Linked DNA regions of Homo sapiens: region 1 is linked to region 2. Evidence: read pairs that join two places in POLR2A ChIA-PET (ENCODE). Cell type or tissue: OCI-LY7. All regions are shown on one strand. Region 1 overlaps VAV2 (vav guanine nucleotide exchange factor 2). Region 2 overlaps VAV2 (vav guanine nucleotide exchange factor 2).

Evidence for each region. Peaks named below come from ENCODE experiments on the same cell type or tissue, not always from the same donor. Only the 100,000 strongest peaks of a DNase experiment are listed, where the experiment ranks them.
Region 1: POLR2A ChIA-PET joins it to region 2 with 7 read pairs; 4 of 35 experiments call an interaction of 5 or more read pairs at or near these places.

The regions. Positions count from the first base shown.
Region 1 is chr9:133,820,737-133,824,736 of GRCh38, reverse strand. All of the region lies in intron 4 of VAV2 (vav guanine nucleotide exchange factor 2), which reads left to right. Among named protein-coding and RNA genes, the nearest start is that of SARDH, 84 kb to the right of the region's middle. RefSeq lists enhancers at 1-241, 374-483, 1,534-1,623, 1,964-2,013. In OCI-LY7, no CTCF peak of the experiment used is centred here; DNase peaks (open chromatin) are centred at 1,886 and 2,406.
Region 2 is chr9:133,933,499-133,937,498 of GRCh38, reverse strand. The region is part of intron 2 of VAV2 (vav guanine nucleotide exchange factor 2); the gene reads left to right. Among named protein-coding and RNA genes, the nearest start is that of VAV2, 57 kb to the left of the region's middle. In OCI-LY7, no CTCF peak of the experiment used is centred here; no DNase peak of the experiment used is centred here.

The DNA of each region.
Region 1 (4,000 bases), 110 kb after region 2:
CCCCAGGGGTGGCTAAAGGAGCCCTCCCTGCCCCACAGACCTGGGACCTGGGACCCCGTTGTGGGCCCCTGCACTTCTCACTCGAGGTTCCTCTACCTCCCACATGTGCTGTCCAGGCAGCAGCCTCTGGGGGCAGACCCTGACAAGCCAGGAGGGCAGGAAGCCTTCCTGGAGGAGGTGTTCATTTTGAAGAGTGCGTAGGATTTGCCAAAGTGTGATTTAGGAAACCTGCTCTTACCCCCTGTGCCAGGCCAGTCACTACCTTGTTTTGGGCTGGGGTTTTAAGAGTGTCCTGGCTGGGTCTCTTCTATGTCTGTTCTCGGGAACTGAGGGCCGTTTTGGGCTGGGGTTTTAGGAGGGTCCTGGTCTCTGCTGTGTCTGTTCTCGGGAACTGAGGGCTGGTGGACCTGGCTCGGTGGGGATCCTCTGTAGGCAGTCCAGCCTTTCTCGCTCCTGTGGTCTAGACAAGCCCAGTCCCCGTCGGGAGGTGGCTGTGGGACTGCTGGGCGGGAGCTCCCTGTCCGCACCTTCCCTGTTAACAGAGCCATCAGCACTTCCCTGTGGGGCTGGCTGTGGAGACCGCAGCTCGTTGGGATGAGAGCCCCACACTTTCAGGGACCCTCCCTGCCCCCCTCGGACATCTTGTGGGCCCCTTGGTACTCTGGCACCACAGTGGGCCCCAGCTGTCTCCAGAGGCCCTGCTGCCACGTGGCTGGGGGCTTCAGTGACCTCGAAACCCTGCTCCCCCACCCCCACCACTGAGGGAGAGGCCGTTTGTTCCTTCTCAGTGGGAGATCGCAGGGGAACCCTCTGACGCACGCAGAGCAGGTGCGCGTGACCACCCTGCCCGCTCCGCATTCCCGTGTGTGTGTGAGCAGGTATGGCCTGGGACTTCCAGGGGTTTTCATTTTTAATACCTCGTTAAACTCGAGTGCTTTCAGGACTGATTCGGTCACAGCAACTCTCTGGTCTCATTTAATGCAGTCTCTGCAGAGGGAGGGGACCGGCGCAGAAGGGCAGCTTTAAAGACATACGCATTCATCTTGCCATTTTCCAGGAAGGAGTAGGCAGCTGGGCTTCGGCCCGAATGAGAGGGCTGTGCTGTGTCTGATGAAGGTCCCTCCCCCTCTAAATCGCCCTCCTCGTGCTGTTCTGGAACTCCAGGAAGAGGAAGACTTCTCCCTTTTGACGTTATTTCCCTTGTATTCAGCGTAGATCTGACTGACACACAGTGGCACTTAAGAAATATTGCTCTAAAATGAACAAGCGTCACATGCTGGGTTTTATTGTAGAAGTCCCATCACGTACGTAGTATCTCCTATATCGATTGCCCAACTCCTATTCATTCTACAAAACCCAACCCACAGGTCACCTTCTCTAAGAGGCAGCCCCCAACCCTACCAGGCTGAATTGAAGTTCACCTTCACCAGATGCTTAGAAAGGACAGCAGGACAGTCTCTGCCACCAACTTTCCCTTGTCTTCCTGCTTCTGTTTCTCACTGCTGAGATAAACGCTCCATAAGGGTCATTCATAAAGGAGCAGAGCACAGAGAGGACACCTAACTAGGCCTGGGCCTGGTTCACTGTGGTAGGAGGAAGGGCTGGGGATAATGAGGTCCCGAGAGCATTCACGATTCCCATACTGGAGGATCTGAGCCATAGGTCCATACGCTGTTCGACAATCCCTGCTCCTGTCCCCTGAGAGCCAGGCCCTGGGCTTTGCCGCTTCATCTCAGCCCTCACAACTCTGCAAGGTGGGTGCTCCAGCCCCCATTTTGCAGTTGCACAAATTAAGGCTCAGAGAGGGTAGGTGACTTGCCGGAGGTCACACAGCATGCCTCACATAGCAGAGGGGGAAATGAAACCCTGTGCTGTGGCCCGGGACATTCCCCTGGGCCTAGTCCTTGTGACCTGGCCCAGGGGCTGTTCTTTTTTGGTTCCTGAATATTTTTAGATGGTGGGAGGCTCTTTTACTGCTTAGAAAGAAGCCCCCAAAAAGAGGGAGTTACGGCCAGGAGGGACAGTCCGGTGGACGGGTCTCCTTCCGGGAATCTGGTAGCTGGGGCCTGTGCAGGTACCCGCCTATGTGGCTTGGCGAGCTGGGTGACTCTCATGCCCTCTCTGAGCCCTGGTTTCCCCACCTGTAGAAAAAGCAAGGCCTCCCTCCCTCATGGGTCGTGGTGAGGGTCTGCCAGGGCGTGTGAGAACAAGCTCCCTGATGTGTAAAGCGGTTCTTGTCTGTCTGTCTGTCTATCTCTCCGTCCGTCCTTCCCCACATGCACACCATCCAGTTCCCAGCCGGCTTCTTCAGAGGCTCGATGCGCCTTCTCTCTGCTGCCCCCACCCCAGTCCCCTGGGGATGAAGCACCCTGAGGTGTGGACGGAGGTCAGGAAACATCCGACTCGGTTTCCTAGTAACACACTAATGGCAGCTTGGTACCCTGCTTGGCAGCATCAGACAGCCCGGGGCCAGTGCGGCGCATCCCAGCCTGTCAGCAACACTATTTTATGTCCGCCGTAAACACACAGGCTCACCAGGGGCAGAAAGCAGAGTTTGTTGGTTTTCTTTTGATTTTCTGTGGGCGGCGGGGGCAATGGCCTCTGAGCAGCTGCCTTTCTGTAACAGAATCGGGGCAGGTGGGCGAGGTTGTTGGGCTGGGGCCTCAGGGTCTCGGGCAGAAGGTGAAGGTGGCAGGTTTTGCCGTCCCTGGAGAGCTACAGCCGTGCTCGGGGCCCCTCCTGGAAGATTTCAAGCTATTGTGAGGACAAAAATAATGGTCGGGATTTAGCATCTGTCAGCGCAGCTGACTCCCAGAAAACAGCAGGAGTGAAAGGATGAGACGGGGCAGGAAGGAAGGAGGGGTGGTCACTGGCCTGGGGTGGAGGGAGCTGGGCTGGGGCCCAGGTCTGGCCGTGGAGGCCCATTCACGTCTGGGCTTCCACATTCCTGCCTGGCCATCTCGGGCCTCCTCATGGACCACTGGACAGAGAAGAATGATCCCTGAAACCCACAAAAGCAACACAGCTGAGCAGGAACTAACGCAGCACCAACCCCCATCCAACTTTTTAGTCTCCTAGGTTTTAAAAAATCTGTCATTTTTAATGCTGACCACACTATGTGTTGAGACCGGCCCCTGTGCTAAATGCCGTCTCATTGAATGAGCCCCTCCTTTCGCCCTCTGGGGTGATAGGCCATGCTCCCACTTATTGAGCACCTACTGTATGCTCAGCCTCTACTGGTCTTGTACATGATGGCTGATCCTTGGAACTGTCACTCTCCTGTTGCAGATGGGAAACCGAAGCTTAGGTTATCCTGGTTGCAGTTACAGAGCTAGAAACAGGAAGGGCTACAAAGACAACCCTAGTTTCCCTCGCTGCCTCCCCTCCAGGGGCTCAGGAGCGACAGTCAAGTTCCTGCCAACAAGAGACCCACTGCGGCCCGCCTGTTCCGAAGTGATGAGGACTGGCCTGCTCTGTGGACCAGACACTGGTGTGGCATGGGTGTGGAGTTTTTCCACGAAGTATAGCCTCTGATGACACGGAGCCTCCACACGCTTCTTTCTAGCCGAGACACTGATGTGAAAAGGATCAGTGTGTGACACAGCAGCCTGCCACAGAGCCACAGGAGAGTGATGTAATTGTGCCACGGAGATTCCAGAGCCACTTGCAGACGTGGCAGGGCCTTGAGGTGCTTTTCAAGGACTGGGGGAGAGTGGGCTGGGTCCAGAGGGAAGGCACGACAGCCCGGCCCCTCCCCTGTGGGATTGCGTGGAGGGCCATGTGGGGCTGGCGCTCTGGTTCCGTGTGCCGCGTCTTCGCTGAGTTCTCGTCAAGCTCATGTCTAGTGAGAACGCTGAGGTGAGGGTCCTTGCACAATGGGACCCTCCTGCCCTGTCACTGCCCTGTACTCCCAGGAGACTTCAGACCCCTCAGTGGGTCTCATAGTATACCCCTCCTCCAGCCCAGCCCCTGAGGGTTCCCTCTTCCTCCCAGTGGACAG
Region 2 (4,000 bases):
CACACTCTTGCACCCACCCCACACATGTTCACACTCACACTCAGACACACACAGCTCACATACACACACACACAGACATACAGTCTCACACACACACATTGACACAGACATCCATGGACACACCACACACAAACACACATACACACACTTGAACCCGTCTTCCATGTTCACACCCACACCCAGACATGCACAACTTAACACACACACATTCACAGACATACAGTCACCCATACACATTCACACAGACATCCATGGACAGCCCCCCAACACGGACATATCACACACATTCACACACACACAGTCTCACATGTACACACATACTTAGACACTCAACTGGTATTTATGATAACTGTAAAGAGAAAAATACAGGAAAACCCTGGCCAAACCTACTTCTTGGCCAACAGTTAAAATGCAGCGTATTCAGTATATAATTTCATTTTGCTTTTAATTTGCTATGGCGGAATGCAGTGATGTAAGACGTACATAAATTTGGATTAAACTCTCATTATTCAACTTACCAGCTGTGTGGCCAAGCAGTTTGCAAATGGGCAGCCCTTGTCATCGTCCATGGTTTCCAGTGAGGCGGCTGCGGCTCTGAGGGGCTGCAGAAGGGGCTTCTTGTCATGCTGGCCTCTGGTCTCCCCATGTCTCACCGTGGCGGTCAGTGGTGGTGCTGGCCAAGCTGTGGCATCTCTCATGGGGAGCTGGGAGTAGACGGCGGGTTTGGACCATGAGTCATGGTGTGGGGTGCTGGGAATGGAGGTGATGTCACCGTGCAGACCCCCGGGCTGAGCTGAGGAGACTGGATGAGGTCCACAGGAGGTGTTTGTGAAGTGCAGGTTGCTGCTCCTGCCGCCCCCCACCGGTCGCTTAAAACAAGTCCAGACTTCCACACACAGATGGCAGTGCCTACTGTTTTTCTCTCCACTATTTTATACATAAAGATGCAATGGCTGGGTCGGGCATGGTGGCTCACGCCTGTAACCTGAGCACTTTGGAAGGCTGAGGTGGGCGGATCATTTGAAGTTAGGAGTTCGAAACCAGTCTGGGCAACACGGTGAAACCCTGTCTCTAATAAAAATACAAAAAGCAGCTGGGTGTGCTGGTGGGCGTATGTAATCCCAGCTACTTGGGAGGCTGAGGCAGGAGAGTTGCTTGAGCCCAGGAGGTGAAGGTTGGAGTGAGCAGAGATCACGCCACTGCACTTTAGCCTGAGTGATAGAGTGAGACTCTGTCTTAAAAAAAAAAAAAAAAAAGACGCAATGGCTGCACCTTTGGGAGACAGAGCAGGTGGCTGAGCACATGGACTTGGACCCCGGCAGGCTGGCTTTGAGTCCCAGCCCTGCCATCCCAGGGTGCGGCCTCGCCCAAGTGACTCAGCTTCTCCAAGTCCCATTTGTAAAATGGCGGTGACACTCCCACCCTCAAAGTTCCCTTGAGCGGGTCAAGCCATGTGTGCAGGGTCTCAGCACCGCACGTGCCCCAGGGCCCCGCCACTCTGGGGCCTTGCTGCTTCTGGTCTCCGCATCTGAGCCATGCCCTTTGCCTCCTGGAGCCCGCGTGAATGTGGCCTGTGGTGTGTCAGGGACAGCTGGCTGGGGACCGGGCCCCCTGGGACCGTGTGCTGGGTGCTGGCACACTTGGGAGCAATGGAGCCGGAACCCGCACTTGCCCTTCAGCGTGGGCCTGGCCTCGGCCCCGCCAGCCCTGTCTCTGTGGCGGTGCTTGCTTCCTTCCCTGGATGTTTTTCCTACCGTGGTCAAGCTGTGGTCAGCACTTCCAAATGGAGTCTGGCCTGGGGCCAGCGGAGGCTGGGGAGCTGGGACGTTCACCACGGTCTGGAGCCTGACGGTTCTGCTCTGCCAGCGCCTCCTGGCTTCTCCGGGACAGGTGTTCTGGAAAAACAAAACACAAGCAAAAGCCCAGCTCCTCCCTGCGGCCTGGTCTGCCCAGGTGCTCAGACTCCTGGGGACCTCTTGCTGGGCCGGGGCGTATTTGTTGCAGTCCCTGCCGTGGACAGAGGGGAGGAAGGGTCAGAGCAGGGAGGGGACTTGCCGAGGCTGCTGGTCTCTGGCCTCCCGGACTCCCAGCTTGTTGACCACAAGGAGCCGGTGTGGAGGGCGGGGCTGATAGGCCTGGTTCCTTACTTGGCCATTCCATGCATCGGTCCCTCTGGCCACAGAGATGAAGAGCGAATGCCCCTTTCATTTTTTCGGGGCATTTACTGAGCGTTTCCTACACGTCCAGATTCATCTTTTGTCATTCATGAGCTCAGCCCAGTTGGGACGCCCTGGCCATTCCAAATGAGCTCGGCGGCCTCCAGCAACCTCAGACCATGAAGATATGGCTGCGTGCCCTCCCCCTGTTCCTCCCACCCTTGGCCTGCCCAGGACGGGGGTGGCAGCTGTTTCTCCCCAGAACACAAAGCTCTGCAGTCAGAACTGACTGTCGTCTGGGGTGGGTGGGGCTGGTCAGGGGTAACCGAGGGGGTGTGGGGCTGGGGACTCCAGGGCTACCAGGGGCAGAGCTGACTCTCTTACTCCTTGTCTGATCGGCTCCTACTTACATTCACAGCATTCAGGGCTGAAAGGAGCCTGACCGACTGGCCGGCGCATTAGTCAGGGCCCTCCAGAGACCAGAGAGACAGAAGCAGCCGGGTAGAGGCAGACAAGAGGGGCCGATTAGGAGCATCGGCTCTCGCGACTGTGGAGGTGGAGGGCCCCCAGCAGGCTTTCTGCGAGGTGGAGACCCAGGAACGGGGGTGACAGGGCTTGGCCCCAGTCCCAAAGCCTCAGAACCAGGGAAGCAATGGTGTGATCTTCAGTCTAAGGCCAAAGGCCTGAGAACCTGTGGGGCAAGTCTTGGAGACCAAAGGCTGGAGAGCCTGGAGTTCTGATGTCTGGGGGCAGGAGACCAAGAGTCCCAGCTCCAGGAGAGGGAGAGGGAATCACATTTTCTCTGGCTTTTTGTTCTGTCTGAGCTCCCAGCTGCTTGGATGGTGCCGCCCACAGGAAGGGCATCTCCTCACCTGCTCACAGGCCAGTCTCCTCTGGAAACACCCGCACAGCCACACCCAGAAACAATGCTTCCCCGGTTCTCCAGGTGTTCCTTCATCCAGTCAAGTTGACACCTAAAATTCACCATCACAGCTGGCTGGTGTCTCTGGCTGGTTTAGGAAATGCCGTTTCCCCTATTATTTAAGGAGGTCTGTGGTGTTTCAGATCTTGTCTGGGCTCTGGGTTTGTTGTCATTCATTTTCTAAACAGCTGCCTCCCGGCTCCCCAAGTCTCTCATGTTGTGGGAGTCATTCCTTGGGAAGACAAAAAGCATTCATTTATTCGTTCATTCACTCATCCATCCATTTATCCATCCATCCATCCATCTATCCATCATCCATCCATCCAGCCATTCATCCACTCACCATCCATCTATCCATCAATCATTCATCTGTCCATCCATCTACCCATCCACCCATCCGTCCATCCATCCATCCATCCATCTACCCACCCATTCACCCATCCTTCCATCCATTCATCCATCCATCCACCATCCATCCATCCATCCATCCATTCACCCATCATCCATCCATCCATCCACCCATCCATCCATCCATCATTCATCCATCCATCCATCCACCCATCCTTCCACCCATCCACCATCCATCCATCCATCCACTCATCCATTCATCCATCATTCATCCATCCACCATCCGTCCATCCATCCACCCATCCACCCATCCATTCATCCATCCACTCATCCATTCATCCACCATCCATCCATCCACCCACTCACCATCCATCCATCCATCCATCATTCATCTATCCATCCGTCCACCCATCCACCCATCCGTCCATTCATCCATCCATCCATCCACCCACTCATTTACTCGTCCTTCCACCCATCCATTTGTCCATCCATCCACCATCCATCCATCCATCCACCATCCATCCATCCATCCACTCATCCATTCGTCCATCATTCATCCATCCATTCACCATCC